3 separate regions of the Mus musculus genome follow, and regions 2 and 3 are each linked to region 1. The links are chromatin contacts, found by Hi-C or POLR2A ChIA-PET in ENCODE. All regions are on one chromosome and are shown on one strand. The core of a region is the stretch at or near the end of the contact, and the rest is flanking DNA. Distances in the headings are between cores, read along the strand shown. Region 1 holds the start of Stk10 (serine/threonine kinase 10). Region 2 holds the start of Fbxw11 (F-box and WD-40 domain protein 11). Region 3 overlaps Stk10 (serine/threonine kinase 10).

Evidence for each region. Hi-C counts contacts between places; a loop is a spot of excess contacts on that map. ChIA-PET counts read pairs that join two places held with the same protein, here RNA polymerase II (POLR2A).
Region 2: POLR2A ChIA-PET joins it to region 1 with 22 read pairs in embryonic stem cell. The contact joins the promoter of Fbxw11 here to the promoter of Stk10 in region 1. POLR2A ChIA-PET finds 5 or more read pairs at or near these places in 4 of 5 experiments (Patski and embryonic stem cell).
Region 3: a loop to region 1 is called in a map of mature B cell, with 2.1 times the contacts of the local background. The contact joins the enhancer-like site here to the promoter of Stk10 in region 1. A Hi-C loop is called at or near these places in 3 of 37 maps with a recorded cell type or tissue (CH12.LX, mature B cell and mouse trophoblast stem cell). POLR2A ChIA-PET finds 5 or more read pairs at or near these places in 3 of 5 experiments (Patski and embryonic stem cell).

Annotation. Positions count from the first base shown.
Region 1 is chr11:32,531,380-32,535,374 of GRCm38, reverse strand. It overlaps Stk10 (serine/threonine kinase 10), which reads right to left and starts at 2,109. Exons shown (of 19, transcript NM_009288.2): 1 at 1,816-2,109. The coding sequence starts at 1,971. It also overlaps a transcript of Efcab9 not described here.
Region 2 is chr11:32,640,644-32,644,638 of GRCm38, reverse strand. It overlaps Fbxw11 (F-box and WD-40 domain protein 11), which reads right to left and starts at 2,084. Exons shown (of 13, transcript NM_001271347.1): 1 at 1,704-2,084. The coding sequence starts at 1,748.
Region 3 is chr11:32,600,263-32,604,257 of GRCm38, reverse strand. It overlaps Stk10 (serine/threonine kinase 10), which reads right to left. Exons shown (of 19, transcript NM_009288.2): 10 at 3,387-3,517; 11 at 468-591; 12 at 1-137. Among named protein-coding and RNA genes, the nearest start is that of Fbxw11, 40 kb to the left of the region's middle. Within about 2 kb of position 2,215, at least 2 of the 3 ENCODE cell types and tissues checked have a DNase peak (open chromatin) inside an H3K27ac peak, as active enhancers do.

The DNA of each region.
Region 1 (3,995 bases), core at 860-3,359:
GGCATTTGGGGACGGAGGGCAAACTAGAGACAGATGAGGTCCTGCAGTCTAGCAGGAGGCTTTACAGGAAACTTGTAAACAATGGAGAAGGATCTGAAGTGACAATTGAGAGCATCACATAGTAGGTACACAAGAAGGTGACTCAAAGTCCCTAAGAGAGAAAAAAAAAATTATGGAGAGCCAAGAGCATGCACGGACGGAAAAATGGCTGAACATTAGAGACGGTGAGTCAGGCTGGGGGCTCTCACGGCGGTCAAGGCACCTCTGCAGGAGCAGGCAGCATCAGAGAGAGCTGACTGAGAGAGAGGCTGGGGACCATTTCCTGACATCACTAGAATGCAGCAGAGGAGCAAGGCCTGGAGGACCGATGAAAGGGTAGACTGGCCCGGTAGCCCTCAAATATGGAGAAACCCCTCAGCCAAAGTGTTCCATTCAGTTGGAAGGCCAGGTGACCTCTGCTTGACTCTCCCACTGGGGAACTTTGCCCTAGTGGGGGTTCCTCAGCCCTCCCACAGGAAGTACAACTCAGAGAGGAGGTCTCCAAGGGTCTGACTGGCCTCCAAACTGCTACTGCTCCAAGCTGCTGGAGCACTATAATCTGAGTGCTGAGTGGGGCCCGAGTCTTAAGCTTCTTTCTGTTTGCTTTGGTTTTCTGTTTGTGTCACCCTGAGTCAGGGTTTTTTTCTGTGTGGCCCTGGCTGTCCTGGACTCACTCTGTAGATTAGGCTAGCCTCAGACTCAGATCTGCCTGCCTCTGCAGGAATTGAAGGTGTGCACCACCACGCCCAGCTGAGAGTCTTAGTTCCTTACAAGCTTCCCAAGGATGCTATAGCATCTTTCCTAGGGAGCACACTTCTGGGGCGAGAAGCAGACCAACGCTAGCATATCAATTTCAAGTCAAAGGGAGCATGGCCCGACTTGGGGAACTGGAAAAGCCCTTTCTGGGGTCCAGCATCCTGAAAGGGTCAGTGAGGCCTCTAACTACCAAAGCCCCAAGGACAATGACATATGGCTTTGGAGGGCAGCTAAGACAGCTGAACTATGGGAGTCTCCCAATAAAAGTAGGGGATGCTATGCTGTAGTGGCCAAACCTACAGTCCAAGCTACTCCAGAGACTGAGGCAAGTAGATCTGGGAGACCAGCCTGAGCAGCCTGGTTGGGGAAGCCGGGGGAGGGGGAGGGTGTTGAGGAGGAGGAAATGAGAAAGGGTGGAGTCAAGATGAGTTAGGTACTTTGAACAACAACCCAGGCACTCAGAATTGGCTCAGAGGACCAAACCCCAGGAGCTGTCCGTCTGCACACGTGTCTATATGGAATCATCTATGCCCCACCCACTCCTCCTCAGCCTGTCTTCCTCCAGGGGAGAGGTAACTGCAGACAGGGAGCCTCTGGTGACTCAGGCGACTAGAAGCCAAATCTGTGCCCTGCAGCTGCATTCACAGGACCCTGTCCTCGCTTTCCGTTGAGCCTTCTAATCCCAAGCCTGTCCTCACTTACTCCAGGGCCCTTCTGACCTCCCCAGTACCGATCGTAGGCTCATCTTCAGAAGTGTCCTCAACTCCCAACCCTTGCAGGCACAGCCCAGAGCCTGAATATTCCCACAACATCGGTATAGTCCCTCTTTAAAAGATGTGTCCCTATCACCGTGATCCTGGGGATGCCTCCGGTAGCCCCCTGGGATGCCTCGATCCTACAAACGTCCCTTTGTGCCCTGTACAGGGCACACAGGAAGTGCTCAGAAGCAGCTGTGCGGGGGGTGGGAGTGGGGGTCAGGGGCTCGCAGGACCTGGTAGGCTCAGCAATCGGAACTCTCACCTTGTAGACTTTGCCGAAGGCGCCGTCTCCCAGCTCGCCCACGATCTCCCATACATCGTTGGGGTCCAGGTCCCGGCGGACGTGCTCATATTCACGGGACTTTCTCTTCTCGAAGGTGGATAACCGCAAGATGCGGCGGAAATTGGCGAAAGCCATGCTGGATGAGGAGCGCGACGACAGGACCCGCGGCTTCGGAGAGCCGCCCTCCTCGCAGCGCAGCACCCGCCGAGTGCGCCAGCGGCCACAGGGAGCTGCAGGAACCGCGGCCCGCCCGCCCCGCCCCGCCCCCTCCTAGACCCGCCTGCAGGACGCCCGGCACCCGCGCGCGCGCCTGTCCCCGCCGGCTCCACCTGCTCTGCGGCGCCCCGAGACCCCTCAATTGGCTGCGGGAGCTCGCGGCTCCGCCCGCGCCGCGGGGCACTCTGGAGACTGTAGTCCGCCGGGTGGCCGGCCCCTGGGCCCGCTGCGCCTCCCGGAACCCCAAACCTCCGGGGTTCAGCTGGTGTCTTTCAACCGCCGTCGGTGCCGAGTGGGTGCATCAGCGCACAGAACTCTCCCGCTGAGGCTTGGTTCGCCAGCTTCCCGCGCGAGATGCCCGCACCCCTCGCCCCGGGACTCACCCCAGTCCTCGGTGCTCTTTGCCTCAAAGTTCACGCGGTCCCAGGTGGCTTTCGCCACACTTCCTAGGCAGGTCTCGTGCTGCCTCTGAGCCCCGCAGAAAGCAGAGCCCCGCGCTTACGCCCATCCGGACTTTCCCCGCCTCCGCCAGCCACAAACGGCCGGGACGCTGGACATGAAACGAGAGTCCCTTTAGGACCTTTAGGCTTCATGGTAGGTTAGCAAATATATTCCTTATTAAGTAAAACTTTCTAGTTATTTTGCGAATTAAAAAGCCCCATTAGAGATAAAAGCGGAGTCATCTCTGGGATGGTGCTCCTATATCCTGGTCCTCATCCCTCTCTACCTTGGCTGCGGGCGTCCCGCATCTTGCACAGCGTCTTTGCTTGGTATCAGAACGTGGGTTCTAGTGATTGTGCTGGGGGCTGGGCAGCTGCAGAATCTATGCTGGAGACCCTCCCATCCTGAACAAGAGTGTCTCACACTCGGGCACTCTTAACTCGAGAAAGCGTTTTAATTGTTGGTCCCCTTCGTCCGGACTCTTCGAAAATATCCCTAGAGTCTCGCGCCAAATGCTGTTCCCCCATTCGAAAAGCCGGCTGGAGAGTGAATACTAGGCGCGGAGAGGGTTGTGTGTGCTAAGGACGTCCGGAATAAAAGTTGCTCCAGTTCCAATTGTTCCCACCACAAAATGAGTGCGGGGAAAATTTATAATTAAAAGAAGAAAATGTCATGCAAAACTGTTCTTGTTGAGTCAGCCTGTGGACCAGCCAAAGTGTACATCTGTCACTCGGTTGAGCGGGACCTGCTGAAGTCTGTGCAGCTATACCGGGTGGACAGAGGGTCAGAATGCGCTAACCATTTCCAGGAGTTCCAAAAGAAAACAAAGTAAGGATAAAAATGGAAAGGTCCGTTAAAAATGTCCTGCTACATGAAAGAAGCCAGACCCAAAGATCGCACGAGGTATGACTGCATTTTTATGACCGGTCCAGAAAAGGCAACGCTGTGGAGTTGCTCCCAGACACGGGGACTGACTGGAAAGAGCCATGAGGAATCTCACTCTGGTGGTGAAAATGCTGGGTCTCAGTGGCAGGGGGTGGGGGTGGGGGCGTAAAGGGACAGTTCCACAACTCCGGAAACTTGCCCCAAATCACGAGTGACTTTTGTTTTGTAAGGTGTTTGGGTGGGGGGCGTGTAACTTATGTAGCTGGAGTTAAAAGGAGGCTCAACAGAACCAAAGCTGCTTTGAAACTTCTGTTAAATCGGGGTTTCTTTCCTCAACTGTCTCTGGCTACAGAGCCTCACACTAATCTAGTGAATGAAGGGCTGTGCCTTCCCCCCACCCTACTTTCTGGAACAACTTAAAATAGAAATTAGTAAGATCAAGCTGGGCATGGTGGCGCATGCCTTTAATCCCAGCATTTGGGAGGCAGAGGCAGGCGGATTTCTGAGTTTGAGGCCAGCCTGGTCTACAAAGTGAGTTCCAGGACAGCCAGAACTACACAGAGAAACCCTGCCTCAAAACAAAACAAAACAAAACAAAAAACCAAAAAACCACCACC
Region 2 (3,995 bases), core at 835-3,334, 110 kb before region 1:
CAGCCAGGGCTACACAGAGAAATCCTGTCTCCAAAAACCAAAAACCAAAAAAAAAAAAAAAAAAAAAAAAAAAGGTATTTTGTTAAAATAACTATCAAAGTTTCCCAAACTGTTATAACCAACAATTCGATTCTGAAAATGGAAAAAAGTCCTCAGAACCTGAAGATAAAGTGACAGAATTCCTTTCAACACATACAACCAACCAGAAACTTCCAGGTTTAATTTTCAACAATCCAGTTCTGCACATTGTGCAGAGTCCAGCAGACATGAGACTCTGTATTTTATGCTACTATACTTCCATTTTAAAACGTGTACCTCAGCTCCCTGGATAACATCATCCACAGAAACCATGAGGCTATCCAACAGACTTTCAGTATCACCATTTATTATTTATAGCATTAAATGGGGGAAGTGGCTCTGATGTCACCAACCCTACCCAGTGGAATCACTGACTCAATAAGCGATTCACACTGGAGAAACTCTGACGAGGAAAACATCTTGCTAAGTTCAGCAGATCTTTCACCTTTTCTTAATACTGTGGAGCAGATACTAGTTGTTACTATATCAGTAGAGATACAAAGAAAACTATCAAGGTTTTCACAGGAAGAAGCCCTTTGTATGTTCATTTGCAGAGGCTGATTTCCTCCCCAACTCTCCTGGGCCCAGTTTGATTTCCCTCACGTTCAAACTGGCAGGTAATACCAGTCAGCCATACTTTATTTCTTCCGCCAATGAGCAAATCCTTCACTTTCCCAGACTCAGAGTCCTGTTTCCAAAAACCTTTCTAGCACCAAGTCTGAGGTCAGAAACGGGTTAGGGGTGTCCGGGGAGACCTGACCAGGCTGGCTACCAATGGTTCCTAACAGTACAGGGATCGCTGCTTATCCGTGGGCCAAGAAACCCCCCTCCCATTTTTTATTATTAAAATAAGAGAGGGTGGCAGTGATGAGCGCGACCTCTTCTCCCTCCCCTCTCATTTCCCAAATGATAAAAGTTATGGTTTCCCTTTCCTGGGGGATGGAATTCAAGAGTACCTAGGGCCTTGCTATACAAACATCCTTCACGGCAGGGTAGGAAACCCTTTGTCCAAGAAGCCTGACACCGCAGGGGCCCGGAAAATAGGCCCCTTATCCGGAACAGCCTCAGACTCGTAGGCACCCCCAACATCCCAGTCCAATGGGGCTATCCTGGCATCCATACAGCGGTAGCTTGGGGCGAGGGTGCTGAGACCCACCCCTACCACCCACCCCACCCCACCCCACCCCACCCCCCGCGCCTAGGTTATGGAGGCCGAAGCGGCTCCAACTGGTCTCGGACTCCCTTCCACCACCATCACCCTCAGCTTGAGCGAGGCTGGGAGGCGCGATGCAGGCCCGGCCAGAGGAATCCAGGGAAGGGAAAAAGAAATCCCCTTCTAAAAACAGAGTGTGATGGCAAGGCAAGAGTGAGCAGTGGCTCCGGCAGGAGCGAGGCTGGGGCGCCGGAGACTGGCCGGAGCCCGGCAAGGAGGGGGTTGGGGGAGCCGCGGGGAGTGGAGGCCGTGCCGGCCCAAGAGCGCGAAGCGTCAGCAACGAGCCATAGCAGGGGGGCGGCCGGGCCCAGGCGGCGGGGAACGAGGGCTGGCCTGGCGCGGACGCCGGGGTGGGCAGGCCCCCCGGCCGCCGGCCGGCCGGAAGAACTGAAGGCCAGTGGGCCGCACTCACCATGAGCTCGATGGTCTTGTCTTCAATCACCGAGTCGGGCTCCATGGCGGCCCCGGCGGCCCCGCCTCGCTCTCTCCGCTCAGCAGCGATCGGCCCGGGCGGAGGAGGCGGTGGCGGCGGCGGCGGTGGAGGCAGCTCTCGCACCCACTCTAGCTGCCAGCCCGCCCGGGCCGCCCGCAGCTCCGCCCTCACCCTCGGCCGACGCAGGACGCACAGCGAAGACTACAACTCCCGGCAGCCGCGGCGGCTCGCGCAGCTTTGTGGGAGCAAGAAGCCGCTTGGTCCAATCTGCCGGCTTCTGCCACCGGAGAGAGCACCTAGGGGAGCGCAGGGCTGTGAGTGCCGGACGTGCAGAGCTGGAGTATCTAGGGCTTGCTCGCGATAGGGCCTCGCGAGCGCCGCGACTACTTGTCCCAGAAATCCTCGCGCGCGAGGTCTTCTTCCGGTTGGTCGTTCCTGACTTCCTGGCAGCCCGTAGCCGCACGGACCTGGACGGAAACTCCGAGGCAACTCCTCACTTGTCGGAGATCTTTGCAGTGCGAGCGAGCGATCTCCGCACATGCGCAGTGGGTGTCTGCGGTGCCCACTAGTCGTCTAGGCTGCAGCGCTGCCGTTCCGTGTGTGTTGCATTTGGTAGGGACAGATGGTGGAGACAGGTGGGTCCCAGGTTGCACTAGGAAGTGTGGGAGGGGGCCCGCGAGGTCGAAGACACAATTAAAGGAAGATGGGCATCTAAGAGTTTGGAGACTGAGCTGGGAAAGCGGTGTGTGGAGATCTGCCACACTGACTGGGAGGAGCTGAGCCATGAGAAAGAAGCTATACATTTTGAAGACACTTTTTTTTTTTTCCGAGACAGGGTTTCTCTGTATACCTGGCTGTCCTGGAACTCACTTTGTAGACCAGGCTGTCCTCGAACTCAGAAATCTGCCTGCCTCCACCTCCTCAAAGGCGTGCGCCACCACCGCCCGGCCGAAGACACTTATTTTTAAGCATTCAGTTTCTACTAGTACTGCCCTAAGCACTGGGAATGACCGGAGAGACCTCTGTTCTTATTCAGCTTAATTCTAGTGGGAAGACAGCAGACATTGACTAAGAGTTAGAAATGATATGAAGAAACGCATCTAGAGACTTCAGAGAACCTCTAACTCCTTGTGACTTCCAAGTCTGTCAATACCCTCGAACCAAAAGCCCCCAGGAACACGCTGATAGTTGAACAAGGTGGGTTTTTTCCTAGCTGAAGTAGAAATGAACATACACCATGATGAAGCAGGGACGTCTCAGTAAGAGACCTTAGGTAATGTAGAAAAGGATTTGAAGGGGCTTTGGAGCAGATACTGCCGGGAAGTGGGGGTATAAGACTGGGCACCTCAGCCTTATCTATGGGAAGTTATATTAGATTAAAACTAATCCAGTAATTGTTGACAGCCTCTCCTGTTAGCCAGATTCAAGTGTTTAGTCTTGTAGCTGTGTTTCAGGGACTTGGACAATGTCCATGTTTTATCTGTGTTCACAAATGATTATGGGGTGGTCTTGTTTTTGTCTTGATCCATAAGCTAAGGCCACAGAATGGCCTTGTCTAATGTTGACGGACTGTTAAGTTGTTTATGTTTACAGGAGACCTGGCAGTCAGAGCTGTTATAAAGTGTCTCAAGGGCCTGGCTCATTGTACCCAGCCCACTTCACAGTAGCAGTGCCTGCTTGCCTGCTTCTCAAGTTTGTTTCAATTCTTTGCCCCTGTAAAGAGGATGACTTAGTACTCTAACGATTCCCAGGGAGCAAGGCATTACAGTAATCTGTATACATCCACATCACAGTGTAAATCCCCTGCAGATAGACTTTGAATCTTTATCTAGTGGCTTTCACCAAGAGATTGAAAGAAAAGCAACTGGGAAAAGCCCAGAATTGGAGTTACTGCCAATACCTTGCTGTCTGGTTTTCCCCAAACTCTCTTCCCTTTCTGGACTTGGGACAGTCAGAAGTGTAATGAGGAGGTTAGGTTAAATGACCTTTGTTTCAGTTACCTATTGTGACATAACCATCCATTCCAAGGCGTGGTGGCTTAGAATAACAATGGCTTATTATCTTATACAATTACGTAAATTAAGCAAGCTCATCTGGACCAATGTGATATATATATCAGCTGAGGTTACACATGGGGCCTCCCAAGCTTCTGGAGGGTGGCTCAAAAAAGGGCAAGAGCCATCAGCAGATGCTTATCAAGGTCTGACTGCCGCATCAGTCAAAGCAAGTCCAAGCCCATATCGAGTGTGGGAAGTTCTATGGATACTGAAA
Region 3 (3,995 bases), core at 966-3,465, 69 kb before region 1:
TCTCGATCCTGCTCCAGGCGGATCCGCTTGGCCTCCTCTTTGCGGCGCACGCTGTGGTCCTGCTCCATCTTCTCTACCTGCTGCTTCTGCTGCCGCTCCAGGTTTTCTAGCTCCACGTCATAGAATTTCTTCTTGGCCTGGAAGGTGCACAGACAGACTAAGAGGTATCCAGGAGCCACTTCATACCTCAGAGTCTGTTCAAGATCCAGACTTGAGTCCCAGCCCAGCCACCCTTTGCTGTGTGTCTCAGGGCAAGTTACTTAACCTCTCTGTTTCCTCTTCTGCCCGGGCAGGACCATGGCACCGCACTCCACACAGGGGATTTCCTCTAGGGGTGTTCCTATTTGACTCAGGGTCACTGTGACCTAACCACCCTTCTACGACTTCTACAATGCCCCTCCCCCCCAACCCTCCACCTGAAGAAAACCCACAGGCCAGAAGCTCCCGGGGGCTCTCCTCTCACTCACGTTGATTTCTTGTTCAAAACGTTTGTGCATCTGCTCCAGCTGCAGCTCGTGCTTGCTGCTCAGCTGCGTCTGGTTCCGATGTTCTTCTTTCTGCAGAAGCCGAAGCTCTCGGAGCTCCTGGCGCCTGCGGATTGACAGACACAAACGTTTCCAGTGGGAAGGGGGCCCCCAAGACCATGGTATTCACAGTCTGAGCTGTGAAAGGATGGGCTGTGCAGCTGAATCTTGCTGACTCAGGCAGGGACGGGACCAAGATTCAGGCTTCATTCAATAACCACTGACAAAAAGGTGCGTGTCCTCCATATATAAAGAACACTTACAAATCAGTAAGGAGGAAGGAACTATCTACCACCCCCAAAAGTGGTACACAATATGGACAGACATAAAGCAAACAAGTGCAGAAACAAGAAAACTTTGATATGAGATACAAATATAAAAGAAAAATATAAAAGGCAACTATAGGTATATAGAAGAATTCATACTCCAGGCAATACTGATATAAATTAGAAGAACATTTTGGAAGATACTGGCAATATCTTACAGCCTTTTGGCACCCCAGTTTCACTTCTGGATTGAATAAGGATTTTTTTGTTTCTTTTTTTTTTTTGGTTTTTTGAGGCAGGGTTTCTCTGTGTAGTCCTGGCTGTCCTGGAACTCACTTTGTAGACCAGGCTAGCCTTGAACTCAGAAATCCGCCTGCCTCTGCCTCCCAAGTGCTGGGATTAAAGGCGTGCACCACCACCACCCGGCTGAATAAGGATTTTTTCAAACATTTTTAAAAAATACATGATTTTGTTTGTTTGTTTGTTTTGTTTGTTTTTTCTGAGGGTTTCTCTGTGTATCCCTGGCGGTCCTGACTCACTCTGTAGACCAGGCTGGCCTCGAACTCAGAAATCCACCTGTCTCTGCCTCCCAACTGCTGGGATTAAAGGCGTGTGCCACCACGCCCGGCTGTGATTTTTTTAAAATTTTTTAAAATTATTTTTCATTTTTTTAAAGATTTGTTTATTTATTATATGTAAGTACACTGTAGCTGTCCTCAGATACTCCAGAAGAGGGCATCAGATGGTTGTGAGCCACTATGTGGTTGCTGGGATTTGAACTCGGGACCTTTGGAAGAGCAGTCGACGCTCTTAACCACTGAGCCATCTTGCCAGCCCGTGATTTTTTTTAAAAATTTTTTATTACATATTTTCCTCAATTACATTTCCAATGCTATCCCAAAAGTCCCCCATACCCTCCCCCCGTGATTTTTTTTTTAAAGGATGTTTTTAACAGTGTCGTTTATAATTAAATTTCATTCCACTGGCCAAGACTTGGAGGAAATCCCTAGAACATCCTAAACTATTTCTATTCTGGAATGCTGGATGCTTCCTCCAAAGCAATGATGGCCTCTGCAGAGCCCTGGTCTCAGGGAGCTCCGAGCATCCTCATGCCCACAACCCGCAGTCCCGGGAAGGCGCTAAACACTGAAAACTTAGGCAGAATCTCACTTGTCAACTAGAGACCCAACGCTTGCAGTTTATCTGCCAATAGACACGGTGTGAGGAACAGCCCCCTCCTCCCTCCCCAAGGCTGTTAGTGACAACAGGAGCTTGAGAGGCTACTTCAGTTAAGTGGCTGGCTTGCCTTGTACCTCCCTTCTTGGCCACTCCTTCCCGTTCTCATTGGTCTGCCTCTGAGATGTTCACTGAATCCGACCTCTGCTCCCTGCTGGCCTCCGCCCCAGCCCAGCCCAGCCCAGCCCAGCCCTGCCCTGCTCAGCCTAGCATGAGGCTGATAGTCTTAGACAGCCCCAGTGGCCAGATGGGACATCAGGGCCTGTCACTATGTGTCACCTCCCCTCCTGCCGAGCCTGGAATCCTTCACCCTTCCCTCGAAGCACACAAAGCTCAGGTCTGGCCCCCACAGACCACAGTCCCACTCTCCTTCTGGCCTGGAGTCCCTGTTCTCTAAGGTCCTGATATAAATCAAGAGGCACTCGTCAGGGCCTCAGCAACTACAGGTTCCCTCCAAATGCCCTAGCTCTGGGGATTTCACCTTATTCCACAAGCTCAGCTCAGGGTGGTGGTGGGGAGGTCCCTGAGAACAGCCTGTGCCCAGCTCAGGCACTGACTACTACATCACTCTGTGTATCCTCACAGTGTACAGCACAACCACGAATTAGCCTGTGTATTGTGTTTGGGACCCATAGGTATAAACGTGACACGGGGCATCGCTTCACACATCTGGATTTCAGTCTGCCCCCCCCCCCAGAAGAGGATTCAGGAGTGGATAGTTGGGTGGATGTAGGATGAATGATAACTGAAGAGGTGGGTGGATGGATGGACTAAATGGATGGTTGGACAGATAGATGGGTATAGACATGAGTACATTAATACATTACTATATTAGACATTAGTACAGACATGGGTAGGTGGATAGATAGATGGATAACTGGGTGGACAGATGGGTGGGCAGATAAATACATGGATGGATGGATGGATGGGTGGATGGATGGATGGATGGACAAATAAGTGGAAGAAAATATAGATGAACAGTCAGGTGGTCTGTAGATGGGTGGGTAGACAGCTGGAAGAATGAGAGGACAGATGGATAGGCCAATGGATGGGTGGATGCATGGATGGGGATTAGGTTGCTAGGCAGAGGAGCAGAGACATGGCTATGTGTATAGAGGTTGAGTAGATGGGACACTGGGCATGTGGACGAGTGAGAAGACGGACAAGTGACAGACAGACAGACGGACAGATGGATGTGTGAGTACATGAATGCAGGAGAAAGGGTCTCAAACGCACTCTTTTGCCTCAGCCCCTCCCCCCACTTCACGCCATGGACGGACAGCCGTCCCACCCACAAGGTCGATGCCTGGCACTCCCAGGGCACCCGCCCGTCCCCACGCTGGTGCCTCCCTGGACTTGCCTGAGAAATCTCATCTCCTCGTCTTTCTTCTCATCCTCGCTGATGATCTTGGAGGTGGTGATGCTCACCTCCACACCATCCACCACAAACCGGCGGGTCCGTTTCAGGGTCTTATTGTGCAGTTTTGAGCCCTGGCAACGAGAACGTGCTGGAACTCAGCTAGAGTAAGGTCCGCAGCCTGGGCTCAGGAAGGATGTGGCCATCCACTGTCCCCCTTCCTCAAGCTTGCCAAGCAAGGCCTAAGCCTCTGGCCTTAGGCCACTTACCTTCTGCTGGTACGAGAGAGGCTCTTAACTCACTAAGGGCTTCTTGCAAAACCCAGACCTGACATAAAAAAGAGCTGTGTGTTCACCCTCACTGACCACTGCCAGCTTTGTGACCGAATAACTGCAGTCCACACAGGCTGCTTGGAGAGGACTCCCTGGCCCTCTCTAAGGTGTCATGGTGGTACGGTATGTGTTGCCCATTGGAAATGTTCAGTTCTAACTCAGTTGAGGATTTTGAGAGGGGCCGGTACTGGTTTTCTGATGGCCTCTGTCCTGCCCACTGACTCTGAATTTTCTACCAGCTCCAAAGGCCCTTCATACTAGAACCTAACCCTGCCTCTGC